Regions from separate parts of the Homo sapiens genome. Here region 1 is linked to region 2. Evidence: chromatin contacts called from ENCODE Hi-C or POLR2A ChIA-PET data. All regions are on one chromosome and are shown on one strand. The core of a region is the stretch at or near the end of the contact, and the rest is flanking DNA. Distances in the headings are between cores, read along the strand shown. Region 1 holds the start of LOC124902513 (a long non-coding RNA gene). Region 2 holds the start of DENND10 (DENN domain containing 10).

What was found. Hi-C counts contacts between places; a loop is a spot of excess contacts on that map. ChIA-PET counts read pairs that join two places held with the same protein, here RNA polymerase II (POLR2A).
Region 1: POLR2A ChIA-PET joins it to region 2 with 11 read pairs in activated B cell. The contact joins two enhancer-like sites. A Hi-C loop is called at or near these places in 1 of 168 maps with a recorded cell type or tissue (PC-9). POLR2A ChIA-PET finds 5 or more read pairs at or near these places in 2 of 52 experiments (WTC11 and activated B cell).

The regions. Positions count from the first base shown.
Region 1 is chr10:119,682,200-119,689,075 of GRCh38, forward strand. LOC124902513 (a long non-coding RNA gene) reads right to left here and starts at 472. Exons shown (of 2, transcript XR_007062312.1): 1 at 112-472. It also overlaps the pseudogene TXNP1. RefSeq lists a silencer at 1,508-1,687 and enhancers at 4,437-5,373, 5,374-6,310. Within about 2 kb of position 4,537, at least 15 of the 41 ENCODE cell types and tissues checked have a DNase peak (open chromatin) inside an H3K27ac peak, as active enhancers do; they include PC-9, where a contact is called at or near this core.
Region 2 is chr10:119,099,503-119,107,097 of GRCh38, forward strand. DENND10 (DENN domain containing 10) reads left to right here and starts at 4,611. Exons shown (of 9, transcript NM_207009.4): 1 at 4,611-4,695. The coding sequence starts at 4,641. RefSeq lists a silencer at 4,400-5,179 and an enhancer at 6,321-6,820. Within about 2 kb of position 1,374, at least 7 of the 41 ENCODE cell types and tissues checked have a DNase peak (open chromatin) inside an H3K27ac peak, as active enhancers do; they include PC-9, where a contact is called at or near this core.

The sequences.
Region 1 (6,876 bases), core at 3,287-5,786, 590 kb after region 2:
CTACAGCCATCCATTCCTGCACCCACCCCTACCGAAACCACTTCTGTGGGCACACTGTCACTGGTGTTATGCAATGTCTCCAGCTCTCCTCCCCAGCAGGCTCTGACTCACCCTCTTCCCTTGCCCTCTCTTCAACATCAAGGTCTCCAGGGTTCCTTCTTCAACCACCGCTCTTCCCACCATGTGAGGGTGTTTCAGGCGGCACCTTGGCTGGACCATAGCACCCAGCTATTTAACTCCAGCACTAGATGCTGCTGAGTAGATATTCTACAGACTTGGTTAACATCTACCATCGGTTGATTTCTCCCGGAGGAGAAGAAATTCTGCCTCAAGACTACAGCATCTGCCCTGGCTGAGTTTCTAGCCTGCTGCCCTGCCCTGACTTGCCCTGCCCTACAGCTTTCCAACTTGTCTGTCCCCACAATCATGTGAGCCAAATCCTTAAAAAAAAAAAAAATACACACATGGCTGGGTGCGGTGGCTCATGCCTGTAATCCCAGCACTTTGGGAGACTGGGGAGGGTGGATTGCTTGAGCCCAGGAGTTCAAGACAAGCTTGGGAAACATGGCAAAACCCCATCTCTATTTATAATAAAAATTAAACCCACACACACATACACATCCCCACCACACAAGCGCTGTATATGTGTATTTTGTTTCTCTGGCGAACCCTGACTGATGCATACTGTTCACACTCACCGGTTCTCCAGCTTCCTCCTCCCAGACCCCAGTCATCTCTGGGTCTGTTTCTGATACCCTCTTTTTTTCTTTCTTCTTTTTTTTTTTTTTAAAAAAGAGTAGAATTCATATTTTGTTGTCATCCAGATGGCAGTTGGGTTTATAGTCTCCATACTTTATACTTTATGTAAATAAAAATAATTACAAGTTTTAAATAGCCAATGGCTGGTTATGTTTTCAGAAACCATGATTAGACTAATTCATTAATGGTGGCTTCAAGCTTTTCCTTATTAGCTCCAGAAAATTCACCCACTTTTGTCCCTTCTTAAAGAACTGGAAAGGGCCAGGCACGGTGGCTCACACCTGTAATCCCAGCACTTTGGGAGGCTGAGGCGGGTGGATCACCTGAGGTCAGGAGTTCGACACCAGCCTGACCAACATGGAGAAACCCCGTCTCTACTAAAAATACAAAAATTAGCCAGGCCTGGTGGCGCATGCCTATAACCCCAGCTACTCGGGAGGCTGAGGCAGGAGAATCACTTGAACCTGCGAGATGGCGGTTGCTGTGAGCTGAGATTTTGCCATTGCACTCCAGCCTGGGGGACAAGAGGAAAAATCCATCTCAAAAACAAACAAACAAACAAACAACAAAAAAAAACTGGAAGGTTGGCATGCATTTGACTTCACATTCTGAAGCAACATCCTGACAGTCAGCCACATGTACTTCAAAGAATACCATGTTGGAATACTTTTCAGAGAGGGAATGAAAGAAAAGCTTGATCTTTTTGCAAGGCCCATACCACGTGGCTGAGAAGTCAACCATGACAAATTTATCACCTGCAGCCTCCAAGCCTTCCTGAAAAGCAACCTTGCTCTCAATTTGCTTCACCATCTTGGCTGCTAGGGTCTGAGGAGCAGCTGTAAGAACCGATGGAAACGGATCCAAAAGTGCCGGATCGAGCTTGGAGCTCTGGTACCCTCTTTCTCCTGAATGCCAAACTTATCTATGCCTACAGGGCACACAGAAAGGTGAGCATTCAGCTGATATCCTCTAGGAACCTGGAATTCAAATCCTGGGGTCCCCTCAGGGATCCCCCAGCACTGAGTCAGCTCTATCCCAGCACAAGCCTTCCACAAGGTGCGATCCCACAGTTCACAGAGGCCAGCCAGGTGGAGGATTGACAGAGCCAAGCTGTCACAAGTTGGATGTAGTCTGGGGGCAGAGCCAGGGACTGATGCTTGGCCCCACGCAGCAATTGTCATGTGGGGCATTGGTCCAGCGTTACAAGAGATTTCCAATTTTCCAGAAAGACCAGAAATTTGTTCCTGTGAAATCTCTCAATTTTTAATTTTTTTTTTTAAGATGGAATTTCACTCTTATTGCCCAGGTTGGAGTGCAGTGGCGCAATCTCTGCTCACAGCAACCTCCACCTCCCTGGTTCAAGTGATTCTCCCATCTTAACCTCCCAAGTAGCTGGGATTACAGGCACCCGACACCATGCCCGGCTAATGTTTGTAATTTTAGTAGAGACCAGGTTTCACCACGTTGCCCAGGCTGGTGTCGAACTCCTGACCTCAGATGATCTGCCTGCCTTGGCCTCCCAATGTGCCGGGATTGCAGGTGTGAGCCCCAGCCTGACAATGAAATTTTCCCATCAAGAGGTATTAAGGGAGGGACAGGCTTCATGAACCCTTTAAAAAAATGTTTATGTCACTTTTCACTCAGGGCAATGAGTGCTTACTTGCCCTACATTTTCATAACCAAAAGAGTACACACAAGACTCTTGTCTAAATGTGACTGTTCTCAGCCAACTCTGTCCACCCTCTGACACTGAAGTAGCTGACATAATTTAAAAATGTCTCCCAAAAGGTGCCCAGTTTCATTAACATTTTTTGGAGATAATTTTGACTAATTATTGGGTCACAAATTTCCTTCAGACAAAAAAAGACAAAAAGGCCCATTATCCCAAATATATACCTTTCAAACCCTTAGGATTTAAAAATACTAAAAACATGGTAACTTCTCCATGTTTGTTTTTTGTTCCTTATATTTCACTCTAACGATCAAGATACAAGAAAATACATAGAGGCGATCGATAGCTACCCTGATTTGATCCTATGCATTTATACATGTATCAAAATATCTTCAGGATAAGAACAACTATAATATATCAATAGAAATTTAAAAATTAAAGAAATTAACAAAAGAGTCTGTGCATGGTGGCTCACGCCGGTAATCTCAGCACTTTGGGAGGCCAAGGCAGGTGGATCACTTGAGGCCAGGAGTTTGAGACCAACCTGGACAACATGGCGAAACCCCGTCTCTACCAAAAATACAAAAAAAATTAGCCGGGCGTCATGGCGCATGCCTGTAATCCCGGCTACTTGGGGGGCTGAGGCTGGAGAATAGCTTGAACCCAGGAAGCAGAGGTTGCAGTGAGCCGAGATCACGCCACTGCACTGCAGCCTGGGCAACATAGACTCTGTCTAAAAAAAAAAAAAAGTAAGAAATTAACAAACAAAAGAAAATATATTGTTTAAAAATAAAATTACATTTCATAATTATTGCACGAACAGATTTAAGGATAAAGTTTCCAGTTAGAATGAAAGAGAGAAGGCATGTGTTTACAAACAAGCACGAGGCCCAAGAATAACTTACTGATTAGTATAAAATGTAAATGGTTGATTTTGCACAAATGCGATTTTTCTTTCTTTCTTTTTTATTTTTTTGTGGTCCACTGGAATGAGAAACTCAAAATCTTTCTTTAGAGCTAAGGCTTTTTTCTTCAATCGACTTCCTCAGGTTGAAAGGAGTTAAGGCTTTACCAAAGCAATTTGAAGGTTTGAAATCTCCAGGGAGATTGATTTATGAGTACAGTACACGTTAAGGCTACCTCTGACCTTGGCAGATTGTGGCTGTTAAATTAGGCCCTGGAGTCCTGAGACAGGGGCTCTTCATCTTAGCCTCCTAGCCTCCTTAGTATCTCACTGTGTGTCAGCAATTCCATGAATCCCATTGGATTCATGAAATTTCATTCATGGAATTGGATTCCTACTCATGGAATTTAATGTAATTCCATTGGATTCATGGAATTCCACTTCAGTTCTGTGATTCTCAGTAATATTTCTTTCTTTTTTTTTTTTTTTTTTTTTTTTGAGACAAGGTTCCTCTCTGTCACCCAGTCTGGAGTGCAGTGGCACGACTTAAGCTCACTGCAACCTCCGTTGGCCTCCCTGGCTCAAGCAATTCTCTTGCCTCAGCTTCCCCAGTAGTTGGGCACCACCATGCCCGGCTACTTTTCGCATTTTTCGGTAGAGAGGGGGGTTTCGCCATTTTGGCCAGGCCGGCCTCGAACTCCTGACCTCAGGTGATCCTCCCACCTCGGCCTCCCAAAGTGCTGGGATTACAGGCGTGAGCCACCGTGCCTGGCCAGTTCTGTGATTCTTTGGAGTGCCATGGCGCCATCTCGGCTCACTGCACCTCCGCCTCCCGGGTTCAAGCGATTCTCCTGCCTCAGCCTCCTGAGTAGCTGGTATACAGGTGTGTGCCACGACGTCAAGCTGATTTTTGTTATTTTACCTGAGACGGGGTTTCACCATATTGGCCAGGCTGGTCTCAAACTCCTGGCCTCAAGTGATCCACCTGCCTCGGCCTCCCAAAGTGCTGGGGCTACAGGTGTGAGCCACCACACCAGGCCTCAGGTCTGAGGTTCCTAATTCAGGACTCACCCGCACTAATTGAAACCTGAGGTGAGGGATTTCTCCTCGCTGACCAGTAGGGGGCGCGTCGTGACTGCGCCTTCTGCTTTCACTCCCCGCGCAGGGAAATCCTGTCCTGCTCTCTCAGGGAGCAGTTCCTGACGGTGGGCTCCATTTTATAATAGAATGACTCACCTGAAGAATCACTTCTTTCATTATTTCGTATTCCTCACAATACCAGTGACACACAAAGGCTTTATTTGAAAAACCAAGTAAAGGAAACGAGCACAGGATGTCTGTGCTGGTCTGGTCGGCGTTTATCTCAGCTGGTGAGAACGCAGCCACGCCTCTGTTCACACTGTCATTCCTCCAATAAATAAGATATCCCTGTTTTCTAAAGTCAGGGAGATTTATGAGTCAGAAGTAATCGGATCCACAATCTGATTAGAATTCTATCCTCATAACGGGAGCTGACCGCATCCGCATCCATTTGTGGTCCGGCCCAGTCACCACTTGGTTGGTGTTCTAGCACTATAAGCCAGACTGTGGGGTGGGGGAAGGTGAGTGCTCCCCGCACTTTAATGCCGGGCTTATTTTTCCCTAAGGACCAGGATCGAAATAATGTTAACAGGAAAAACATGCTTCCTCGTATGAGACTGCAGTATTTCACCTTGTATGAGAAAGGAAAAATGAAGGGTGAGACCTGCTTGTTTCTTACATAACTAGGGAGAAATCCATCCCCCCTCTCACCCCGTAGCTCTTCCTGGTGGCAGTAATGATCAGAACCGGGAGTACCCAACTTCTTTCATGCTTGGGGGACTAGAGCTGCCCCCTCCATGCAGAATGGGCAAAGTAAGGGCAGAGGAGATCCATTAGCATCACAATAGGCCTAAAGCCTGCATTTGAAAGCTTCAAGAAAAGACTGAGAGGCAATCTCTTGCTGTTTCCCCTAAAGGCAGATTGGCAGATCAGTCCTCCTATCCGGAGCAGCTAGAAAAGCTGGCAAAACAAACAAGACCTATCTGAAGGTGAGCCGCCAAGGGGGTGAGGATTTGAGGGTCAAGGTCCTGGAGAGAAGGGTTAGCAGAGCTTTGAATTTTGAGGCATTTGCCTATTTCATGAGGCAGAGAAGCTCCCAGCAGTCTCATGCTAAGGAAGGAAGAGCTCAAGTAGTCGCCGCCAGCTTTCAACTTCCAAAGGGCCTCACCCTTTGGAAGGAACAGGAATGAAAATAGAGAAACTCTCACAAAGACTGAAACCCAGCTTCCCATTGGCTTACCGTTTGACTGTGTTACAGGAAAGGGGTCTTGATCCAGACCACAAGAGAAGGTTCTTGGATCTGGAGCAAGAAGGAATTCAGGGTGAGTCCATAGAGTAAAGTGAAAGCAAGTTTATCAGGAAAGTAAAGGAATAAAAGAATGGCTACCCCATAGGCACAGCAGCCCCGAGGGCTGCCGGTTGCCCATTTTTATGGTTATCTCTTGATGATATGCTAAACAAAGGGTGGATTATTCATGCCTCCCCTTTTGAGACCATATAGGGTAACTTCCTGATGTTGTTATGGCATTTGTAAACTGTCATGGTGCAAGTGGAGTGTGGCAGTGATGACAACCAGAGGTCACTGTTGTCACTATCTTGGCTTTGGTGGGTTTTAGCCGGCTTCTTTACTGCAACCTGGTTTATTAGCAAGGTCTTTATGACCTGTATCTTCTGCTGACCTCCTATCTCATCCCATGACTTAGATTGCCTAACCTTCTAGGAATGCAGCCCAGCAGGTCTCAGCCTTATTTTACGCAGCCCCTACTCAAGATGGAGTTACTTTGGTTCAAACGCCTCTGATAATTGGATTAGGGCAAGCTTTCGCAACCTCAGTGCTATTGACACTGATAAATTGACATTATCAGTGGACCATCCTATGCAATGTTTAGTATTCCTGGCTTTTAACCACTGGATGCCAGTAGCACCTCTCCTTCCCCAAATTCTGACAACCAAACTTTCTCCAGACATTGCCAAATGTCCCCTGGTGGGGAAAATCACCTGTGGTTGAAAACCACTGGATTAAGGGTGCCTGCCCAGACCCCAACTGCCTTCCAGAAGCAAAAATAAATCTTACTATCATCTAGGGCCTCAAATTATATCTGTAATTTTTCATACATGATATGCAGCACTTAATAAAGAACAAAGCTTTAAAATACATAACAAAGTTGACAGAACTAAAAAGAGAAATAGACAAATCCACAATCATAGTGGGAGATGTTAAGACACATTTCTGAGAAAATGATGGACTAAGCAGAAAAAAAAAATCAACAAGGTTAGGGTAACAGGGTAAACTACGGAGAGAAGTATCTGGAGGAAAAGAGAAAGGTATCAGGTCTGGGTGCGTGAAAGAGGGGTTGGCAGGAAGGGGGGTATTGAGCGCAGATGGAGAAATGGAGAGAAAAGGAGGGTCTTTGTGGGCCCCCTCTTTCTGGAGGCTTAATTCTATAAGACCTTTTCCGCA
Region 2 (7,595 bases), core at 124-2,623:
CTCGAAACCTGGGCTTCTTAGGGCCGGAGAGCTACCCAGCATCCTGAAACCATTGAGAACACAAGGAGGATGACTTCATCTTGGGAATGTTCTGGAAGCCTCACATATGCTAGAAGTCAGGACGGAGTGTCAGAGCAGTTGACTGAATCGCCTTCCAGTTCCCAAGTGAGACTGAATCCCTTAAATTAAAAGAGCTTGGCCAGGCGTGGTGGATCACACCTGTAATCCCAGCACTTTGGGAGGCCAAGGCGGATGGATCACTTGAGGCCAAGAGTTTCAGACTAGCCTGGCCAACATGGTGAAACCCCATCTCTACTAAAAATAAAAAAAAATTAACCAGGCTTGGTGGCACACACCTGTAGTCCCAGCTACTTGGGAGGCTGAGGCAGGAGAATTGCTTGAGCCTGGGAGGCGGAGGTTGCAGTTAGTGGAGATCACACCACTGCACTCCAGCCTGGGTGACAGAGCAAGACTCCGTCTCAGAAAAAAAAAAAGGCTGGGCACAGTAGCTCACACCTGTAATCCCAGCACTTTGGGAGGCTGAGGTGGGTGGATCACCTGAGGTCAGGAGTTCGAGACCAGTCTGACCAATATGGTGAAACCCTGTCTCTACTAAAAATACAAAAATTAGCCGGGTGTGGTGGCCTGCGCCTGTAGTCCCAGCTACTCAGGAGGCTGAGACAGGAGAATTGCTTGAACCCAGGAGGCGGAAGTTGCAGTGAGCTGAGATTGCATCACTGCATTGCGACAGAGCAAGACTCCATCAAAACAAACAAACAAACAAAACAACAACAACAAAAAAAAACTGCCACCCTAATGGCTCCCTTGGCTGACACATGCCCAATCTATGATGGAATCCAATTACAGAAACAAAGATGAAAAAGAACCATATTTGACTCATAGGAACCTGGGATTGGAACACCTGGAAGATGCTGGGGTCCCTTGTGCACTTGTCCATGTGGCCAGACAGTTTAGGCACTTTCCAAATCTGCTTCAGTGCCAGTAACTTACTCTTTTTCTGCAGAGCAAGGAGTGAGCAGGCTGTGCAAAAAAGAATTCACACGACAGGCCTGAGGGTGATATCCATAGAAAGTCTGCTGGCCAGTTTGGCCCTTGGCTGTGCCTGGAAACTTGGACTTCGGCAGTGTTCCCAGCATTTCTAGAACTGATCAAACTGATCAGAGTGACAGACTATGCCTGAACTATTTGTACATACAATGTGGTTCATGAGAGTCTGGAAATCTGGTATGAGCTAGGCAGAGGGTACCTATGTGACTGGCCCCCAGTAAAAACTGAGTTACTTGGTGACTGAGTTCTAACAAGCTTCCCTGGTTGATAAATATCACAAGTATTGCCACAACTTGTTGCTGGAGGAATTAGGTGTGTCCTGTGTGACTCTACCAGGAAATAACTCTTGGGAACTTGGCCCTGGTTTCCTCCAGACATCACCCCATGTGCCTTTTCCCTTTGCTGATTTTGCTTTGTATTCTCTGGCTGTAATAAATCATAGCCCTGAGCTGGGGATGGTGGTTCACATGTGTAACCCCAGCACTTTGGAGCCTGAGGTGGGCAGATCGCTTGAGGTCAGAAGCTTGAGATCAGCCTACACAATATGGTGAGATCACATCTCAAAAAAAAAAAAAAAAAAATAGCTAGGCATGGTGGTGCCTGCCTGTAGTCCCAGCTACTCAGGAGGATGAGGTGGGAGGATAGCTTGAGCCTGGATCAAAGCTGCAGTGAGCCGTGATCGTGCCACTGCACTCCAGCCTGGGTGACAGAGTGAGACCCTGTCTCAAAAAAATAAAAATGTATATCATAGCCATGAGTATAGCTATATGCTGAATCCTGAGAATCCTTCCAACAAATCATTGAATTTGGGGGGTGGTCTTGGGGACCCTTTATATTCTTACCTATAAAATTAGGCTATTCTTATCAATAAAACTAGCATAAAGATTTTCCCTGATTCAAATCTTTATTGGGAGAGTCACGGAGGAAAGTATGGTTAGCTCCATTTGATCACTGAGAAAACATGCACAGAAAAGATAGGAAACATGTGTGAGGTTTCGCAGCTAAGATGGGCAAGGGGGTTGGAACTCAGGTTGTCTGTTTCCACACCCCAGCTCCATCTGTCTGTGACAGCGCAGAGGTCAGTCTTACTTTTAAAGATTGGGGATGCGTCGCCTCTGCTCTCTCCACCCTCTATTCCTTTTCCCTTCACTCTGGTGTACCTGTCTGGCAGGTAAGACAGCACTTGTGGAGAAACAGGAGGGAAGGAGGTGTCAATTCCAGGTATCATCCCACTCACTGGAGCCTGGACACACCCCTCATTATCTTTCCCCTCCCTGCACCCACTATCATCTCCCTCTCCTTTGTTTAATTATCTGTTCATCATCGTCTTCATCCTCATTTCTTTTCTTTTTTTTTCTGAGATGGAGTCTCACTCTGTCGCCCAGGCTGGAATGCAGTGGCGCGATCTTGGCTCACTGCAACCGTCCTCTCTTGGGTTCAAGCCAGTCTGCCTCAGCTTCCTGAGTAGCTGGGATTACAGGCACCTGCCACCATGCCTAGCTAATTTTTGTGATTTTTTGTTTGTTTGTTTTTGAGATGGAGTCTCGCTCTGTCGCCCAGGCTGGAGTGCAGTGGCGTGATCTCGGCTCACTGCAAGCTCCGCCTCCCGGGTTCACGCCATTCTCCTGCCTCAGCCTCACAAGTAGCTGGGACTACAGGCACCTGCCACCACGCCCGGCTAATTTTTTGTATTTTTAGTAGAGACAGGGTTTCACCGTTTTAGCCGGGTTGGTCTCAATCTCCTGACCTCGTGATCCACCCACCTCAGCCTCCCAAAGTGCTAGGATTACAGGCGTGAGCCACCGTGCCCCACCTAGTGCAAGTTTCTAGTTGGCTTCCAAACTGATTCCACATCTGTGTCCCACTCCTCAGCCTCTAAACACCTGCTTCTTTTCTGTGAAAACTAGACACATTAACAGTTATACTACAACAGGAAGCCCAGAGAATAGAAGGGCACGTAGTTCAGGGTGCTGCCTTCCAGGGGTTCAGTTTAGTGAGAGAAACAGGAATGCCATATACACACCTAAATATACTCCAATGTATAAATTGCAGCCTGGGCAACATAGCGAGAAACTGTCTCCAAAAAAAAAAGAAAGAAAAAAGAAAAAAACAGGCGCAGTGGCTCACGCCTGTAATCCCAGCTACGCAGGAGGCTGAGGCAGGAGAATCCCTTAAAACCGAGAGGCGGAGGTTGCAGTGAGCCGAGATCGCGCTATTGCACTCCAGGCCGGGCAACTGAACAAGACTCCATCTCAAAAAAAAAAAAAAAAAAAGAAAAAAGAAAAAAAGATGAGGGTGGGATTGTATTCCTGCAGACACCAAGGACCCTCCCTAATTAGCTCTGTGTGACTTGGGGTTGGGGCAGACAGTAGATCCAGAGGAGGAATCTTGGAGCCAAATCTTCCAATGTCTGAGTCGTTACTATCATTCAGATCTCAGTTCAAATATCCCTTTCTCAGAGAAGCCTTTCTTGACACCCATTTTAGAGCAGCACACCTCCACTCTCTAACACACTGCCTCCAGGGCACATATCGTTGCCTCCAGGGCACATATCATTCTGAGCTTTTTTACTATTATCTATCTATCTGTCATCTATTTATCTATTTATTTATTTTTGAGACAGGGTCTCACTCTGTCACCCAGGCTGGAGTGAGTGGCAGGATCACAGCTCACTGCAGCCTCAAAATCCTGGGCTCAAATGATTTTCCTGCCTCAGCCTGAGAGTAGCTGGGACTACAGGTGCATGCCACTATGCCTGGCTAATTTTTAAATTTTTTTTGTAGAGATGGGTCTCACTATGTTGCCAAGGCTGATCTCGAACTCCTGACCTCAAGTGATGCTCCTGCCTTGGCCTCCCATCGTGTTGGGATCAGAGGCGTGAGCCACCTCACCTGGCCTGGATTATTTATTCTACTCGCCAATTGTCTGTCTTCCCCAGTGGACTGCTCTGTCTTGTTCAGCCCTATAAGGTATCCCCAGTGCCTTATTAGGCCCTCAATTTTTGTTTTGTTTTGTTTTGGGGGTGGCTGGATGAAGGAATGGATGGAGACCCTTCCTCCATCCTCAGGACGCCTCTTTTTAGGAACAAGGTGACCTGTTCTTTTGAGCTTGACCAGAGGGCAGAGGTAGAACAAGGAAAGCCTACGACGGGAAGAAAGATTGGAGTGGATTGAGAAGAAGAAGGATGAACAGCTGGATTAGAGAAATTGAGGCAGGCTGCGGAGACTCAAGGAGGTTTCCAAGGGCGAAGGGCCACGGGCAGAAGACGAGTGGAGCTGCACTGAGCAGGTCCTGGCAGGGAGGACTGGGGCTGGAATAGGTGGGCCTGCGGGTGGGGCGGGGCCGACGGGGGGGGTTGATGGTCCTGTGATGGGGCGGGGCGGGAGGGAGGCGGGTCCTACAGCGGGAGGCGGGGCCTGTGATGGTCCGGGGAGGGAGGCGGGGCTTATGATGGGCCGGGGAGGGAGGCGGGGCCTGTGATGGGGGCGGGCCCTACGGCGGGCGGGGCGGGGTTCGGGTGCGAGGCCGGTCCTGCAGGCGGCAGCCAGAGCTGCGCGCCGCGGCGGCGGAAGATGGCTGCGGCCGAGGTGGCGGACACTCAGCTGATGCTTGGAGTCGGGCTGATCGGTGAGGACGTAGGCGCCCTGCCTGGAAGCCCGCACCCTGGTTCTGCCTCTGCTCCACCTCGGCCCGGGGCAGCCCGGGCTCCCGCGGCCCCCGGCGCCGACCGCATGAGGAGGGCGCGGCCCCCTCCCTGTTGGGCCTGGACTGGGGACTGCGGAGCCCGGCCTCCTTGGTGCAGGGGACCCGGCCCGCCGCCCTCGCCCGCCCGCCCGCGGCCGCCTGTGGGGCCTGCCCGGCCCGAGGGAGCCCGGGGACCTCCAAGATTCCGGGGTGGAGCTCCCCCTGCACGCCCCGGGTTGCCCGGCGGAGCCGGGACGTCGAGCGCTCCCAGGCTGGGCAGCTGCGAGGGGCGCTGCGCGGGCGGGGCCGGGCCGGGCGGGAGCAGCCGGCTGGCGGCGCGGCGCGGCGCGGCGGGGAGGAGGCAGGGTCCGGTTCCCCCGAGCCGGGGGCGGGCGGCTGCCTCGGAGCCACGGGTGACTGCCCGCCCGGGCGGCCCCCATCGTGGGACCGGGCAGCTGGAGACTGCTGGGCCGGGTGCTGCGCGTTGTACACACATTGTCTCCTTTTAGCTCTCACCAAGGACCGAGGGGCCGTGGGAAACGTCTGACGCCCACTTCACGGAGGAGCAAATGGAGGCCCAGGCCGTCATTGTGCACGGACACACCATAGGCCGTACAGAGCCGGGAGTGGGACCCTCGCAGTGTATCCCAGAGCCCCCAACCCCCACCAGTGGAGAGCTCCTGCATCATGTGATCGAGCTTGTGCATAAATAAAGCAGGAGTTTCTACACAATCCTGTGTGGTGGAATCTCGGTTAGCTCTGAGGAATGTAATTATCTTCCATAATTAAAAAATATCACACGGGGATCTTTGGGCAGCCTCGTGCAGTATTTAGGGGATGGAACCCGTTGGTTCCCTTCGAAAAAGTTTTATTTTCCCGAGATTTTTGCACACCCCTAAACTCTTTCTATTCCCCAAGTGCGCAATAACATTGCTTAGGCTTTAGCAAAACTGAAGAAATATGCTGATTATTTTTCAGTGCCTCAAAGCAGTGCGTTTATGTGGGAATCGCTTACTGTTTTTATTTCTTTGTCTTTCTTCTTTTTTTTTTTTTTAGACGGGGTCTCCCTCTTATCCAGGCTGGAGTGCAGTAGCGCAATCATCGCTCTCTGCAGCCTCCACCTCCCAGGCCCAAACCATCCTCCCGCCTCGGCCTCCGAGTAGCTGGGACCTCAGGCGTGCACCACCACCCGATTAATTTTTGTATTTTTTGTGGAGATGGGATACCGACATGTTGTCCAGGTGGATTACTGTATTTATTTCTAATGTGATTTTCAAACTGCTTCAAAACAAAACCTAAGTAACTTAGTTTCTCCAGAAGGTACTTTTGAACTAAGGCTAAGTTAAACTGTCTTTATCTACTAATAGCAAATAAAAAGATGACATATGATCATATTTTGAACTCAGCAGTTTTTTAATTATTCACACTAACGTGCATTTAAAAGGGGTTTGCAGCCAGCCTGGGCAATGTGGTAAAACCCTCGTGTCTCTACAAAAAATACAAAAATTAGCCGGGTGTGGTGTGCCTGTAGGTGGGAGGATTGCTTGGTCCCAGGAGGCAGAGGTTGCAGTGAACTGAGATCATGCCACTGTACTCCAGCATGGGTGACAGAGTGAGACCCCCCCCAACCCCGTCTCAAAAAAAGAAATTGAAAAAAGAGGCCAGGCGTGGTGGCTCATGCCTGTAATCCTAGCACTTTGGGAGGCTGAGGCAGGTGGATCAATTGAGGCTGGGAGTTGATCAGCCTGGCCAATATAGCGAGACCCTGTCTTCACTAAAAAGGCAAAAAATTAACTGGGCGTGGTGGTGCACACCTGTAATCTCAGCTACTTAGGAGGCTGAGGCAGGAGAATCACTTGAACCCGGGAGGTGGAAGTTGCAGTGAGCTGAGATCAGAGGTGGAGGTTGCAGTGAGCTGAGATTGCGCCACCGCACTGCAGCCCAAGTGACAGAGTTAGACCCTGTCTCAGAGAGAGAAAAAAAAACAGAATGTGAGTGTCTTTTTTAGTATAATGATTTCTTTTCCTTTCGGCAGATACCCAGTAATGGGATTACTGGGTGGAATGGTAATTCTGTTTTCAATAACAATTTTTTATTTGTAGTCTTTAGAGACAGGGTCTCTCTCTGTTGACTAGGCTGGAATGCAGTGGTGCATAGCTCACGACAACCTCTGAATCTTGGGCTAACTTGATCCTCCCACCTTAGCTTCCTGAGTAGCTGGGACCATAGGCACACACCACCATGTCCAGCTAATTAAAATTTTTTTTTTGTAGAGATGCGGTCTCACTATGTGGCCCAGGTTGGTCTGGAACTTCTGGCCTCAGGCGATCCTCCTGGGTTCCCAAAGTGTTAGGATTATAGGCATGAGCCATTATGCTTGGCCTAAACAATTTTAAATACAAAATTCACACAGTTGGTATGCAACATGGTTTGAAATATTTCACTATTTTCTTCATCTCTGGTTTTGTTTTCGACAAACCTTTTCTATGTATTTATTAAAAATTATTCGGCTGGGCACGGTGGCTCACGCCTATAATCCCAGCACTTTGGGGGGCCGAGGCAGGCAGATCATCTGAGGTGGGGAGTTCGAGACCAGCCTGACCAATGTGGAGAAACCAAAACCCCATCTTTACTAAAAATACAAAATTAGCCAGGAGTGGTGGTGCATGCCTGTAACCCCAGCCACTCGGGAGGCTGAAGCAGGAGAATAGCTTGAATCTGGGAGATGGAGGTTGTGGTGAGCTGAGATCACTGCATTGCACTCCAGCCTGGGCAATAAGAGCAAAACTCCATTTAAAGAATTATTCCGCCCAGCACTTTGGGAGGCCGAGGCGGGCAGATCA